3 separate regions of the Homo sapiens genome follow, and regions 2 and 3 are each linked to region 1. The links are chromatin contacts, found by Hi-C or POLR2A ChIA-PET in ENCODE. All regions are on one chromosome and are shown on one strand. Each heading gives the region's core, a stretch centred on a gene start or an enhancer-like site at or near the end of the contact. The rest is flanking DNA. Distances are from core to core; before and after follow the strand shown. Region 1 has its middle 17 kb from the start of CORO1A. Region 2 has its middle 17 kb from the start of PRR14. Region 3 holds the start of DCTPP1 (dCTP pyrophosphatase 1).

What was found. Hi-C counts contacts between places; a loop is a spot of excess contacts on that map. ChIA-PET counts read pairs that join two places held with the same protein, here RNA polymerase II (POLR2A). Pooled maps may share reads with other maps.
Region 2: a loop to region 1 is called in a pooled map, with 2.5 times the contacts of the local background. The contact joins two enhancer-like sites. A Hi-C loop is called at or near these places in 2 of 50 pooled maps. POLR2A ChIA-PET finds 5 or more read pairs at or near these places in 4 of 52 experiments (AG04450, BJ, HEK293 and 1 more).
Region 3: a loop to region 1 is called in a pooled map, with 2.4 times the contacts of the local background. The contact joins the promoter of DCTPP1 here to the enhancer-like site in region 1. A Hi-C loop is called at or near these places in 1 of 50 pooled maps. POLR2A ChIA-PET finds 5 or more read pairs at or near these places in 3 of 52 experiments (HEK293T, OCI-LY7 and naive thymus-derived CD4-positive, alpha-beta T cell).

Annotation. Positions count from the first base shown.
Region 1 is chr16:30,163,879-30,169,009 of GRCh38, reverse strand. No RefSeq gene overlaps it. Among named protein-coding and RNA genes, the nearest start is that of CORO1A, 17 kb to the left of the region's middle. RefSeq lists an enhancer at 2,665-2,924. Within about 2 kb of position 2,634, at least 6 of the 41 ENCODE cell types and tissues checked have a DNase peak (open chromatin) inside an H3K27ac peak, as active enhancers do.
Region 2 is chr16:30,631,134-30,636,264 of GRCh38, reverse strand. No RefSeq gene overlaps it. Among named protein-coding and RNA genes, the nearest start is that of PRR14, 17 kb to the left of the region's middle. RefSeq lists enhancers at 897-1,847, 1,848-2,799. Within about 2 kb of position 1,909, at least 38 of the 41 ENCODE cell types and tissues checked have a DNase peak (open chromatin) inside an H3K27ac peak, as active enhancers do.
Region 3 is chr16:30,427,452-30,432,582 of GRCh38, reverse strand. DCTPP1 (dCTP pyrophosphatase 1) reads left to right here and starts at 2,553. Exons shown (of 3, transcript NM_024096.2): 1 at 2,553-2,703; 2 at 3,416-3,526. The coding sequence starts at 2,603. RefSeq lists enhancers at 2,106-2,215, 2,616-2,695, 3,449-3,949, 3,950-4,450.

The DNA.
Region 1 (5,131 bases), core at 1,385-3,884:
ACCCCCCCCACCTCCCTCCCGGACGGGGTGGCTGCCGGGCGGAGACGCTCCTCACTTCCCAGACGGGGTGGCTGCTGGGCGGAGAGGCTCCTCATTTCTCAGACGGGGCGGCTGCCGGGTGGAGGGTCTCCTCACTTCTCAGACGGGGTGGTTGCCGGGCAGAGGGTCTCCTCACTTCTCAGACGGGGCGGCGGGGCAGAGATGCTCCTCACCTCCCAGACGGGGTCGTGGCCGGGCAGAGGTGCTCCTCACATCCCAGACGGGGCGGCGGGGCAGAGGTTCTCCCCACATCTCAGACGATGGGCGGCCGGGCAGAGACGCTCCTCACTTCCTAGATGTGATGGCGGCCGGAAAGAGGCGCTCCTCACCTCCTAGATGGGATGGCGGCCGGTCGGAGACGCTCCTCACCTCCCAGACTGGGCAGCCAGGCAGAGGGGCTCCCCACATCCCAGACGATGGGTGGCCAGGCAGAGACGCTCCTCACTTCCCAGACGGGGTTGTAGCGAGCCGAGACCACGCCACTGCACTCCAGCCTGGGCACCACCGAGCACTGAGTCTTCACATCTGTTATAGCTGCCTTTGCAAAGGAAAAATAGTATTATCTTATTTTCCAAGAGATATACACAGAGCAATTTTTTTTTCTGCAGGGAACTTGTGCAAACCAACATAAGATCTAAATTCTCCATATAATATATCAAGCAGGAAAAGCCTCATCAGATTTCTTTTTTGAATTCTGGGATGCTGACACTTTCCAATTAGGCAATGGTTCTTCATCCTGCAGTTGGCTCAGAGCTGCAGCTGACTGTGGGTCTGCCATAGCAGACATGATTTCTTTATTTTGATATGGAGTTTTGCTGTTTCGCCCAGTCTGGAGTGCAGTGGCACGATCTCGGCTCACTGCAACCTCCTCCCCGCAGGTTCAAGCAATTCTCCTGCCTCCACCTCCAGAGTAGCTGGGATTATAGGTGCCTGCCACCATGCCCAGCTAATTTTTGTATTTTTAGTAGAGATGGGGTTTTGCCATGTTGGCTGAGCTGGTCTTGAACTCCTGACCTCAGAGTGATCTGCATGCCTCGGCCTCTCAAAGTGCTGGGACTCCAGGTGTGAGCCACCACACCTGTCTAATTTTTCTATTTTTTGTAGAGACAGGTTTCACCATGTTGGCCAGGCTGGTCTCGAACTCCGGACCTCAGGTGATCCGCCCGCCTGGGCACCCCAAAGTGTTGGGATTCCAGGTGCAAGCCACCACACCTGTCTAATTTTTCTATTTTTTTAGAGATGGGGTCTTGCTATACTGCCCAGGCTGGTCTCAAACTCCTGACCTCAGGTGATCCGCCTGCCTCACCTCCCAGAGTGCTGGGATTACAGGCGTGAGCCACTGCTCCTGGCCTGAACTAGGTATTGAATAGGAGTCTGCCAAGCAAAGAAGAGAGGCAGGAGGGAGAAGAGCCATTCAGATGAAGGCAGGAAAAGATCATGACGTTTTAGGGAATGGAGAGCTGTCCCCCAAGGCTGGGGCCTCAGATGCTTGGGGTGAGAGGAAAGGTCAGAATGCTGGGAAGGTCCATAGGGGCAGAGCATGGGGGACCTCAAACAGAGCCTTCTCAAGGAGTTTTCTCCAGTGAGTAGCACGGAGCCCCCACAAGTCTCCAGGTAAAGAAGTAACAGTTTCATTGGCAAGAGGTTGCTCTGGTAGCCTGGCACCTCCTCATGTGGCCCTGATCTTCCATCTACCTGCAGGGTCAGCACTGACTCACATTCTGAAAGCACTCCTGCCCGGGCACAGTGGCTCATGCCTGAAATCCCAGCACTTCTGGAGGCCAAGGCAGGAGGATCATTTGAGGCCAGGAGATTGAGACAAGCCTGAACAACATAGTGAGACTCCATTTCTACAAAATATAAAATATGGGCTGGACACGGTGGCTAATGCCTGTAATCCCAGCACTTTGGGAGGCCAAGGCGGGCGGATCACCCGAGGTCAGGAGTTCGATATCAGCCTGACCAACATGGTGAAACTCTGTCTCTACTAAATACAAAAAATTAGCCAGGCGTGGTGGCGCATGCCTGTAATCCCAGCTACTTGGGAGGCTGAGGCAGGAGAATTGCTTGAACCCGGGAGGCGGAGGTTGCAATGAGCTGAGATTGTACCATTGCACTCCAGCCTGGGCAGCAAGAGCGAAACTCTGTCTCAAATAAATAAATAAATAAATAAAATAAAATATTAGCCACGTGTGATGGCATGTGCCTGTAGTCCTAACTACTCGGGAGGCTGAAGCAGGAGGATCCCTTGAGCCCAGGAGTTGGAGGCTTCAGTGAACTATGATTGCGCCACTGCATTCCAGCCTGGATGACAGAAGGAGACCCTGTCTCTAAAAAAATGTTTTTAAAGTAATGGTTCTCATTGGGCCCAAGGCCGATCCCTCTTGGGACACATTCCTCCCATTTCTTCAGTGATCTCACCTCATCGTTTCACCCTTTTCTCCTCTACTGGCAGGCCTCTCTCTGCAGACCCTCTCTTTTCAGGATATAAAACACACCCAGGTTCCTGTGTGCAGGGGGAACCTCTCTCAACTTGGCAACCTCAAACCACTTCCCTATTTCACTCCTATTGTTCACATGTGAGTTTCTTGAGAGAGTGGTGGACACTCACTGTCTCCACTTCCTCATTTCCTACTTTTCCACCTACTTGAGTCTGTCTTCTGCCCTCGCCATTCCACATATATTTGCCCTCACCAGCCAGGCCCGGTGGCTCACGCCTGTTATCCCAACACTTTGGGAGGCTGAGGCAGGCAGATCACCTGAGGTCAGGAGTTCAAGACCACCCTGGCCAACATGGTGAAACCCCATCTCTACTAAAAACACAAAAATTAGCTGGGTGTGGTGGCGCACACCTGTAATCCCAGCTACTGGGGAGGCTGAGGCAGGAGAATCGCTTGAACCCGGGAGACAGAGGTTGCAGTGAGCCGAGATTGAGCCATTGCACTCCAGCCTGGGTGACAGAGCGAAACTCCATTAAAAAAAAAAAAAAAAAAGATTTGCCCTCAGCAGGGCCACCAGTAACTTCCTGGTCATCAAATCAGGCAAACACGTTTTGGTGTCCATCCAATGCTACTGACTATGCCTCCTCCTTGAACATGTTCCTTTCGAATATGCGACGACGCACCCTCCCCTTGTTCTCATCTTTCTCTATGGCTTTCTCTGTCAATCCCCTGTGGGGTGTCTCTTCCTCTGCTTTACTCATTACACCCAGAGTCCTCCCAGGACTCCACCTCTTAGTTACTTATTTAGATTCAGGGTCTTGTTCTGTCACCCAGGCTGGAGTGCAGGGGTGCAATTACAGCTCACTGCAGCCTCAAAGTCCTGGGCTCAGGCGATCCTCCTGCCTCAGCCTCCCAAAGTGCTGGGACTAAAGGCGTGCAACACCATGCCTGGCTAATACTTCTGGTTTTTGGAGAGGCGGGGGGGGTCCCATAATGTTGCCCAGGCTGGTCTTAAACTCCTGGCCCTAAGCAACCCACCCATCTCAGCCTCCCAAAGTGCTGGGATTACAGACGTGAGTCCCGCACCTCCATCTCTTCTTATTGCACTCAAACTCCCCACACTATCTTATCCACATAGGCAGCTTCAATTGCAAACTCTGATGACTCTCAGCCTGTCTCTGAGGTACAAACCTGTCTCTGTGTTTCCTGGTTCTGACCTGCATGTCCCATTAGAACCCCAGGGAGGGCCTCCTGGAGTGAGGAGTCTTGACCTTGAATCTCCCCTTTTCTCTTCATCACTACCGACACTACCTGAGTTGAGTTGCTTCTACCATTGCAGGAACCCCCTAAGTAATCTGCAGGCCATCTCACCTTCTTCTGATCCATCTTTTATTTATTTATTTACTTACTTACTTACTTACTTACTCACTTACTTATTTGAAACAGAGTCTTGTTCCATCACTCAGGCTGGAGTGCAGTGGCACAATCTCAGCTCACTGCAACCTCCACCTCTTGGGTTCAAGCGATTCTCGTGCCTCAGCCTCCTGAGTAGCTGGGGTTACAGGCACACGCCACCACAGCTGGCTAATTTTTGTATTTTTAGTAGAGATGGGGTTTCACCATGTTGGCCAGGCTGGTCTGAAACTCCTGACCTCAGGCGATCCGCCCACCTCAGCCTCCCAAAGTGCTGAGATTACAGGCATGAGCCACCACACCCAGCTCCCATGACTGCTTAACTGATAGAATGTGGTAGAAGTTATTCTGTGACAATTACAGGCCTATCCTTTCAGTAGACTAAAAGGTTTTGCTTCCTTTCTCAGGATGCTTCTGCTCAAAATCCCAGAATAATGAGAAATAACAAAATGGTTGTCAATTTGGCCAGGTGCAGTGGCTCACACCTATAATCATAGCACTTTGGGAGGCCAAGGCGGGTGGATCAGTTGAGCTCAGAAGTTCAAGAACTGCCTGGGCAATATGGTGCAACCTTGTGTCTACAAAAAATATACAAAATTAGCTGGGCATGCACCTGTTGTCCCAGCTACTCAGGAGGCTGAGGTGGGAGGATTGCTTGAACCAGGGAGGCAGAGGTTGCAGTGAGCCAACATCACACTGCTGTACTCCAACCTGGGCAACAAAGTGCAACCCTGTTTCAAAACAAACAAACAAACAAAATAATAATAAATAATGGCTCCAGTGTGGTGGCTCACACCTGTAATCCCAGCACTTTGAGGGGCCAAGGCAGGAGGATTTCTTGAGCCCAGGAGTTCAAGACTAGCCTGGGCAACACAGAGAGATCCTAACTCAACGAATAATATAAAAAGTTAGCGGGCTGGGTGCAGTGGCTCACACCTCTAATCCCAGCATTTTGGGAGGCCAAGGCAGGAGGATCACTTAGGGCCAGGAGTTCAAGACCAGCCTGGGCAACAAAGTAAGACCCTTGTCTCTAAAAATATTTAAAAATTAGCCAGACTATAGGTGGCGTGTGCCTATAGTTCCAGCTGCTTGGGAGGCTGAGGTGGGAGGATCGCTTGAGCCCAAGAGGTCAAGTCTGCAGTGAGCTATGATCACACCACTGCACTCCAGCCTGGGTAATAGAGTGAGACCCTGTCTATACACAAATAAACAAACAAACAAACAAACCACTCTTTTTG
Region 2 (5,131 bases), core at 660-3,159, 470 kb before region 1:
TCGGTGGCTCACACTTGTACTCCCAGCACTTTGGGAGGCTGAGGTGGGTGGATCACCTGAAGTCAGGAATTCGAGACTAGCCCGGCCAACATGGTGAAACCCTGTCTCTACTAAAAATACAAAAATTAGCCAAGCATGGTAGTGCGCACCTGTAATCCCAGCTACACGGGAAGCTGAAGCAGGAGAATCGCTTGAACCTGGGAGGCAGAGGTTGTAGTGAGCTGAGATCGCATCATTGCACTCCAGCCTAGGCAACAAGAGCGAGACTCCATCTCAAAACAAACAAAACAAACAAACAAACAAAATGCTGCTCACCTCAGAGGACTAGATGGAGAATTTTTTTTTTTTTGAGTCGGAGTTTTGTTCTTGTTGCCCAGGCTGGAGTATAATGGTGCGATCTCAGCTCACTGCAACCTCTGCCTCCCGGGTTCAAGCGATTCTCCTGCCTCAGCCTCCCGAGTAAGTGGGATTACAGGCATGCGTCACCACGCCCGGCTAATTTTGTATTTTTAGTAGAGACGGGGTTTCACAATGTTGGTCGGGCTGGTCTTGAACTCCTCACCTCAGGTGATCCGCCCGCCTCAGACTCCCAGAGTGCTGGGATTACAGGTGTGAACCACCGTGCCCTGCCTGGATGGGGATAGTTTTGTAAACTATAGAGTGCCCCCAATTTTTAGTAAAGTTACAAAGAATTTTCACACATTTTGAGTTTTATGGAGCTAGAATGCACATCACAAATACACCTATTTGAAGTGTACAATTCAATTTTTGTGCTAGCATGAAAATTTTAGTGCACTTTCATGACCACAAAAAGAAACTGCATATTCATTAGCATTCACTCCCCATTCCCCCTAGTCCTTCTTTTTTTCCCTGGGCCATAGCGTCTGGCCAATGAAACGGATTTTTGTGCTAGCGCGGCCACAATCAGTACTAGTACATTTTCATCACCCCAGAAAGAACCTCTGTATTTATTAGCATTCACTCCCCTTTCCCCGAGTCCTTCTATAGATTTGTGTATTCTAGATATTTCATATTTTATAAAACACCTTCACACATTTTTACTTGACTTCCAGGATTTTTCTTTTCTCTCTTTTTTTTTTTTGAGACAGAATTCCGCTCTTGTTGCCCAGGCTGGAGTGCAATGGCGCGATCTCGGCTCACCACAACCTCTGCCTCCCGGGTTAAAGCGATTCTCCTGCCTCAGCCTCCAGAGTAGCTGGGATTACAGGCATGCGCCACTACGCCCGGCTAATTTAGTAGAGACGGGGTTTCTCCATGTTGGTCAGGTTGGTCTCGAAGTGTGATCCGCTCAAAGTGCTGGGATTACAGGCGTGAGCCACCGTGCCCAGTCCAGGAGGATTTTTCTTTGTAAGAACCTTTTACAATGATCTGTGGGGGTCCATCCCTCCTATTTTACAGGAGAAAATAGACGGTTATCTAGGCTTTGTGAGTGCCAAGTTCGCACGCGGCTTTCGACTCCGTGGCTACATTGTCGGGCCGGGATTTCGCGATTTCGAGGAGGGATGCTCGGCCTCCTCCTACTAGCGTGGTTGGGGCCTCGGCCAGGGCCGAGTTCCGCGGGGGAGAGCCCCAGGGTTCTGCCACCGCACCGTTGACCTAGAATGCACGTGGGGACAGCCAAAGGTCCAGTCTCCAGTCTCGGAACCCGCGGGCCCCCGAACACGTCTGCCTGCTTGGTCTTCTTTGAACCCAAGTCCCACCGCCCACCAGGATCCTAATGACGCCGGCCTGGGGAACTCCCACGCACGCGCCGTTCAAACGCCCCGCCCTCCGCGGCCCAATCACCGCACACCTTGTTTGGACGTTCGACCAGAAGCGTCCTATCAGCGAGCGCGATCCTAGAGACTGACCAGGATCCGTGACGCCCGTTCGGGTGGGCAGTGCCAGTGCGCTGAAGGGCAAGCCTCAGGGGAAGCTTGTTCCTTATTTAGTAAGATTAGCTTGACTAAGGGAGCGAAGGGCGTCACACTGCTTTTGGAAACAGGTGGTGAGGCTGGCGTCGCCATGTTTTCTAAGGGACTTTCTCAGGATCAGATCCAAGAGTGGTCCTTTAGGGCTTTTTTTTTTTTTTTTTGAGACGTTGTCTCGCCCTGTCACCCAGGCTGGAGTGCAGTGGCGCGATCTCGGCTCAGTGCAACTTCCGTCTCTCGGGTTCAAGCAATTCTCCTGCCTCAGCCTCCAGGGTAACTGCGATTACAGGCTCCCGCCACCACGCCAGGCTAATTTTTGTATTTTAAGTAGAGACGGGATTTCACCATATTGGCCAGGCTGGTCTTGAACCCCTGACTTCCAGTGATCCGCCAACCTCAGCCTCCCAAAGGGGCTTTTAAATGTAAGGGCCGCGCAGGGGCTCCGGGTAGGGCATGAAAGGTTGGGAGGGGCCCTAGCCATTGTCTTTTTTGTTATTGTTAAGGCTGACTTTTTTTAGGCTGTCGCCCATTCTAGAATGCAGCGGCGTGATCTTGGCTCACTGCAGCCTCGACTTCCCTGGCTCAAGTGATCCTCCCACCTCAGCCTCCCGAGTTGCTGGGACCACAGGTGCCACACCGCGCCCGCTTAATTTTTTTTTCTTTATATATATTTTTTTGTAGTGACGGGGTTTCGAACTCCAGGACTCAACGGAGCCTCCCATCTCAGACTCTGGGTGAGATTATAGGCGTTAACCATGACTCCCTACCCAGTATAAACTCAAACACACCAGGCGCAGCAGCTCACGCCTGTAATCCCAGCACTTTGGGAGGTGAAGGCAGGTGGATCACCTGAAGTCAGGAGTTCGAGACCAGCCTGGCCAACATGGCGAAATCCCGTCTCTACTAACAATAACAAAAATTAGCTGGGCGTGGTGGCAGGCGCCTGTAATACCAGAGATTCAGGAGGCTGAGGCAGGAGAATCGCTTGAACCCAGGAGGTGGAGGTTGCAGCCAGCCAAGATCGTGCCATTGCACTCCAGCTGGGGCAACAAGAGTGAAACTCTGTCTCAAAAAAACAAAAACAAAAGCAAATAAAATATTGCTGGGCGCGGTGGCTCACACCTGTAATCCCAGCAGTTTGGGAGGCCAAGGCGGGCGGATCACTTGAGGTCAGGAGTTTGAAACCAGCCTGGCCAACATGGTAAAAACCTTTTCTCTACTAAAAATACAAAAAAATTAGCCCAGCGTGGCAGTGGATGCCTGTAATCCCAGCTACTTGGGAGGCTGAGACAGGAGAATCCCTTGAACTCGGGAGGTGGAGGTTGCAGTGAGCCGAGATCATGCCATTGCACTCCAGCCCGGGCGACAGAGCGAGACTTTGTCTCAAAAAAAATAAAAAAATAAAAAAACCAAACATTTAAAAAATAAAAAACCAAACGAGGCTGGGCACGGTGGCTCATGCCTCTAATCCCAGCACTTTGGGAGGCTCAGGCAGGCAGATCACTTGAGGCCAGGAGTTGGAGACCAGCCTGGCCAACATGGTGAAACCCTGTTTCTACTAAAAATACAAAAATTAGCTAGGCATGGTCATGGGAGCCTCTAATCCCACAGGCTGAGGCAGAAGAATCGCTTGAACCTGGGAGGTGGAAGTTGCAGTGAACTGAAATTGCGCCACTGTACTCCAGCCTAGGCGACAGAGCGAGACTCCATCTCAAAAAATAAAACAAAACAAAACAAAACAAAAATGAAAAAAAAAAAAAATAGCTGGGCATGGTGGCGGGCGCCTGTGGTCCTAGCTCCTCAGGTGGCTGAGGCGGGAGGATCTCTTGAGCCCAGGAGTTTGAGGCTGTAGTGAGCTGTGATTGCACCATTGCACCCCAGCCTAGTGACACAGTGAGACCCCATGTCCATACACAACAAAAGCAAAAGAGGAATACAAAAATAGCTATATATTTTTAGTGTTTGCATTTAAGAAACTGATGCTTTTAACACAGTAATACATTACAATATAATTATTATACTCACAATATTGTTACAAGAGAAAAATAATACATAAGGCAAGATAATGAGGCCTAGTTCCTAATGAGGGTTTTCTTTCAATTCAGTGTCTCTAGGTCCAGAATACTTGCTTGAGGCTAAAATAAAGGTTTAAATTTTAGAGTTTTGGCTGGGTGTGTTGGCTCGGGCCTGTAATCCTTGCACTTTGGGGAGCCAAGATAGGAGAATGGCTGGAGCCCAGGAATTTGAGGTTACAGAGAGCTATGATCATGCCATTGCACTTCAGCCTGGGCAACAGAGTGAAACCCTGGCTCTTAAGAAGGAAAAAAAAGTTCGATAAGTATCCCCAACTTCCTAGTTGAGGACCTGTCAGAGTTGTTCCCCTCTTCCACCAGGGACTTCCTCTGGGTCTCCTACACCTGCTCTGCCTAATTTCTTCTCCCTCAGGATCTAAGAGGTCCAAACCACCTTTTAAATTTTTTTAATTTTTTTTGAGACAGAGTCTTGCTCTGTTGCCCAGGCTGGAATGCAATGGGGCGATCTCGGCTCACTGCAACCTCCGCCTCCCAGGTTCAAGCGATTCTCCTGCGTCAGCCTCCCAAGTAGTTGAGACTATAGGCTCCTGCCACCACACCTAGCTAATTTTTGTATTTTTAGCAGAGACGGGATTTCACCATATTGGCCAGGCTGGTCTCGAACTCCTGACCTTGTGATCTGCCTGCCTCAGCTTCTCAGAGTGCTGGGATTATAGGTGTGAGCTACCATGCCTGGCCAACCACCTTGTCTCTTGGATGGGACAAAAAAAGCTGAGATCTGTGGTATCCGAAGTTGGGGATCCCAAGGAGAAGGAAGGTTCCAAAAGATCCTGTTGAGACAAGAGAACCCTTGTATGCCTCAAGTCAGACTTCTCAGGGCCTATCATTTGCAAAGATCTCCCACTACAGAAACTGTCTGGGGCAATTTCAGTACCTTTTCTAGGCATTTCCATTCTCTTAGATTCCAGGTGGCACCAGGCTTCTTCCAGGCTTGAGGAATATAACAGTGGGTTTCTATTTCCTTCTTCTTTTTTGTTTATTTATTTGTATATCAATGGGTTTCTAAAAGTAACACAACTGGCCAGGCACGGTGGCTCACGCCTGTAATCTCAGCACTTTGGGAGGCCGAGATGGGCAGATCACCTGATGTCAGGAGTTCGAGACCAG
Region 3 (5,131 bases), core at 1,304-3,803, 260 kb before region 1:
ACTATATATCTTCCTGGACCATGCAATCTAAACATGCCCCCAATCACTTTTCATAGTATATATGTATGTATTTATTGAAACAGGGTCTCACTCTGTCGCCCAGGCTGCAGTGCAGTGGCGTAATCATGTCTCACTGCAGGCTTGACCTCCCTAAGCTCAGGTGATCCTCCCACCTCAGCCTCCCAAGTAGCTGGGACCACAGGTGTGCACCACCATGCCCAGATTTTGTTTTGTTTGTTTTGTTTTGTTTTGTTTTTGAGACAGGGTCTTGCTCTGTCACCCAGGCTAGAGTACAGTAGCACAATCTCGCCTCACTGCAACCTCCATCTCTCGGGTTCAAGTGATTCTCATGCCTCAGCCTCCTGAGCAGCTGGGACTACAAGCATGCACCACCACACCCAGCTAAGTTTGTATTTTTAATAGAGAAAGGGTTTCACCATGTTGCCCAGGCTGGTCTCAAACTCCTGATCTCAAGTGATCTGCCCACCTCCGCCTCCCAAAGTGCTAGGATTACAAGCATGAGCCACTACGCCCAGCCTTTCATAGTATTTAAAATACAGTTACATTTATTTTTTTCATATTTATCGCCATTTCAGGCAATACATCATAGGGTCTAATAACAGACTGTGAAGCCAAACTGCCTGGATTTGACGCCAGCTCTACCACTTTACTAGCTGTTAAGTTATTTAACCTCTCAGTTTCCTTATCTTTTTTTTTTTTTTTTTTTTTTTTTTTTTGAGACGGAGTCTCGCTCTTTCGCCCAGGCTGAAGCACAGTGGCGCGATCTCGGCTCACTGCAAGCTCCACCTCCCAGGTTCACACCATTCTCCTGCCTCAGCCTCCTGAGTAGCTGGGACTACAGGTGCCCGCCACCACACCCAGCTAATTTTTTGTATTTTTAGTACAGACGGGGTTTCACCGTGTTAGCCAGGATGGTCTCGATCTCCTGACCTCGTGATCCGCCCGCCTCGGCCTCCCAAAGTGCTGGCATTACAGGCGTGAGCCACCGCGCCCGGCCTCAGTTTCCTTATCTTTAAAATGGGGATGACAACAATATTACCTACCATATAGGGTTTTTGTGAGGATTAAATTAGTTGCTATGAGGATTAAATATGTAAAATGCTTAAAACAGCCACCCCAGTTCCAGTTCATTCCTGAGGTCCCACTGTATTCTGGAGACACTCTTGTATCCTTACAATAAATTCCTTGTGGCCGGTGGGGGTGGCTCGTGCCTGTAATCCCAGCACTTCGGGAGGCCAAGGCAGGAGGATTGCTAGAGCCCAATCCAGCAATCCTGGTTCAAGACCAGCTTAGGCAACATGGTGAAACCCTGTCTCTATAAAAAATTTAAAAAATAAAAATAATAGATTTCTTTTTCTTGCTAAAAGCAGTTTAAACTTGTTTCTGTTGCATGTATCCAATCTTAACTGCTGGATAATATCATTTGTATAAATATACTTCCATGTAGCCATTCTTCCGTTGATAGTCATTTTATTTTCAATTTTTTTCACTCTTAGAAACAAAACTGTAATGAACTTCTTGCATGTGTCTCTCTGCACATATTCATTAATTTCTCTAGGGCATATACCTAGAATTGCAATTGTCACAGCCTTGGGATTTTAATTTCCAAAATCTGACTCTGCCTCTTCCTGCGCTTTCTTACGCTTTCACTTCCAGCAAGCTGGAAGCCTCTTTAAACGTGGAAATCAGAGATAGTAGCCCTAATAAGGGTACAATAATAAATCATTCTTTGCAAGACTACACCTGTTCTAGGGTTTCATAAAGATCTCTGCTCCTCCCATGGCCAATAACTCAGTGGTTCTGATTTGAAAGCAGCAACCCTGTGACTCGCCACCTCGCGTATTCCCTGGTGTGAGTGGAGCCTGGAGTTCTCGTGTGTGGGGTGGAGGAGCCGTGCTGGGGACCCATGAGGCTGGAGAGGCCGGCACAGGCCAGACCATAAGGGGCCACGTGTTTCAGGGCAATGTACGTTGCGCTGGGGCCTACTGCCTCCCTTAGGACAGGGATGGGGCGACCTCCATCGTTTCAACCACAGGACACAGCGATGGCGGGGAGCTGAAGTCCTACTGCCGTCTGATCTTACTCCGCTCTTCCCCTTCAATCCCATCCAAATAGTGTGGGGGTTGGCCTCGAGGTTTCTCAACGTCCTTAAGCCCTGATTTAATACCTATGCATAGGGCCTTTCATTTATAGGGTTTTCCACCTGACGGGCCCTCTTCCGCTGCCGTTTCGCTTTGGCGCCCTCTGGCGCCCATAAACGAAGTGACGCGCCTGCGCTTCCCCCACCCTCTGCCCTTCGTCTCTTCCCCAGGTCGAATTGGTACCTCTACCTTTAGACACAGGGCCTAGCGGAAGAATTCCAGGGCCTAAGACTAGAAACGCGCGCTTGAAGCTCCCTCAGATTGGTCCAGTGAGGGAAGGGGAGGGCTGTAGCAAACTCCACAAAAGTCATTGGTCTCTTTCCTCAGGCTCCGCCCCGTGAGGCAATAGAGAACTCCCGTAATTGGTCGGAGCTCTGGAGGCGGGGCTTCGAGCGTGGCTCGTGGGTTTTCCGTGAAGTCGCGGTGCAGCGGTGGGCGGCATGTCTGTGGCCGGTGGGGAGATTCGTGGGGACACGGGGGGAGAGGACACTGCTGCTCCCGGCCGGTTCAGCTTCAGCCCGGAGCCCACGCTCGAGGACATGTAAGCAGGCCTGGCCCAGCTCGGGGTGGGGAAGTCGCCCCTTTCTCCCGCGTTTTGGGGAGGGTTCCTCCACGTGGTCGGGAAGCGGGCTGGCAGCGGGGCTCGGGTCCTGGCTCTGTGGGCTGTCCCTGGGTGAGCCTTCTTACCTCATCTGCAAAATGGGCGCAGCGGTGCACACCTGAGGCAAGGGAAATTGGGTGGTGCCTCCGAGTGGTAACTAGGAACGCCCTTCAGCCTAGCCCTGGGAAGATACCGGCACCAGATACCGCCTCTGCTCTCCAGGCGCCGGGGGTACGAGAGGGGCAAACGAAGTGCTGAGAGGTGGGAGACGTTATTTTTTGCTGGAGGAGGTCAAGAAAGGCTTCTTAGAGGAAGGGTCTGTGGAACTACCTTCTGTAAGAGAAATTGCATTTTGATGTGCGGCGATTCCAGGTGGAGGAAACTGCAGAAGTAGCAGCAGGAGATGGAATAATGAAGAGGGTTTTGTTAGTTTTGGCGAGATGTTAAGGGCAGTTCAGGGGCACGCCCATTTTATAGATGAGGGAACCAAGTTCCGGAAAGAGGAAATGACCTGCACAATACCATCCAATGAATTAGTTGCAGAATCTCCTGGTCCCAGGCCCCATTACATACTACGGGGGTAGCTGCCTCTGGCCCCTGCATCACCCTCTAACCCGGAGACTTGGACTTACACTCCTTTGTCCTATTTCAGCCGCCGCCTCCATGCTGAGTTTGCTGCGGAACGAGACTGGGAACAGTTCCATCAGCCTCGGAATCTCCTCCTGGCCTTGGTTGGGGAAGTGGGGGAGCTGGCAGAACTCTTGTGAGTAGATGGAAAGCTTCCTGGTAGAGTCTGAGTTGTGGGGGAGGGGAGGGGAGCATTTATTTGGTCTTCAAACATTCATGGGTTCAGTTTCCCCTCCTGATTGCTAGGCTCTTTGCTGTTGTTGGGATGCAGAGAGGACTCACGGGTCCCTGCCCTCTAGGGGCACTCAGCCTCCTGGAAGAGAGAGGTGTGAGGTGTGAAAGCATCAGGACAGGTCCCGTCTAGGAAGAAGCAGTGGCAACAACCCTTTTCCCTTCTTTTGTTTTTTGTTTTTTTGGCTTTTTTTTGAGACGGGGTCTCGCTCTGTCGCCCAGGCTGGAGTGCAGTGGCTCAATTTCGGCTCACTGCAACATCCGCCTCCTGGGTTTAAGCAGTTCTGTCTCAGCCCCCCGAGTAGCTGGGACTACAGGTGCCCCCCACCACGCCTGGCTAATTTTTGTATTTTTAGTGGAGACGGGGTTTCACCATATTGGTCAGGCTAGTCTCAAATTCCTGACCTCAGGTGATCCACCCGCCTTGGCCTCCCAAAGTGCTGGGATTACAGGGGTGAGCCACCACGCCTGGCCCAACAACCCTTTTCCTCTGCCTCTGGGGCTGAAAGGAAGGTATTCTGTAGAGGACCTGCCTGTGGCATTCCAGACATGGGAACTACATTTGCAGGGGCAGTGAGGCAAGAAAGGGCAAGTTCAATTCAGGGAGAATCTGACGCTCCTTCATTGTAAGCATCTCAGGAAAAATCAGGGATTTGGGATCTGTTTTCTCTGATGTGTCCCAAGTGCCCAGCGCATAGTAGGCGCTCAATAGGCACACGTTGGATGAGTGATAGGGCTGTGGAGGAGAGGGGTGGGAGTTGAACCCACAAAGATATGATTAGGGCTAGAGTATGATGGAGAGTTTGGACAGAAGACCTGACCAGATATGAGTGTTGGAAAGGTCACTGTGTCTACAGGGTGGATTGGATGGATCACTGAGAGAATGGGGCAGGGGACACCAGAGAGTTGGCTGGTGTAGACCAGGCAAGAGGCGATGAGCCCTAGACCAGGACAGTCATTTTTTTAAGAGAAAAGGTCTCACTCTGTTGCTGAGGCTGGAGTGTACTGGTGTGATCATAGCTCACTGAAGCCTCAGGAGCTCAAACGATCCTCCCACCTCAGCCTTCGGAGTAGCTGGGTCTACAGGCGTGCGCCACCACCAAGCCTGGCTAATTTATTTTTACTTTTTGTAGAGATGGGATCTCTCGCTGTTGTTGCCCAGGCTGGTCTCAAACTCCTGGTCTCAAGTGATTCACTTGCCTCACCATCCCGCAGCACTGGGGTTACAGGTTGAACCACTGCACATGGCCTCATGACAGATTTATGAACATCACCTATGTGCTAGGTCTTCTAGAATTGAGATATGGCCTGGAACAAGGCAGAAAGGTTTCCACCTTCACAGTGGAAGGAGATTGACAGTAAATCAGTAATCTCATATTAGAAGATCTGGAATTATGACAAGTTCTATGAGGAAAAGAACACAAGGTGATGACCCAGTCTGGCCAACATGGTGAAACCCTGTCTCTACTAAAAATACAAAAATTAGCCAGGCATGGTGGCGGGCGCCTGT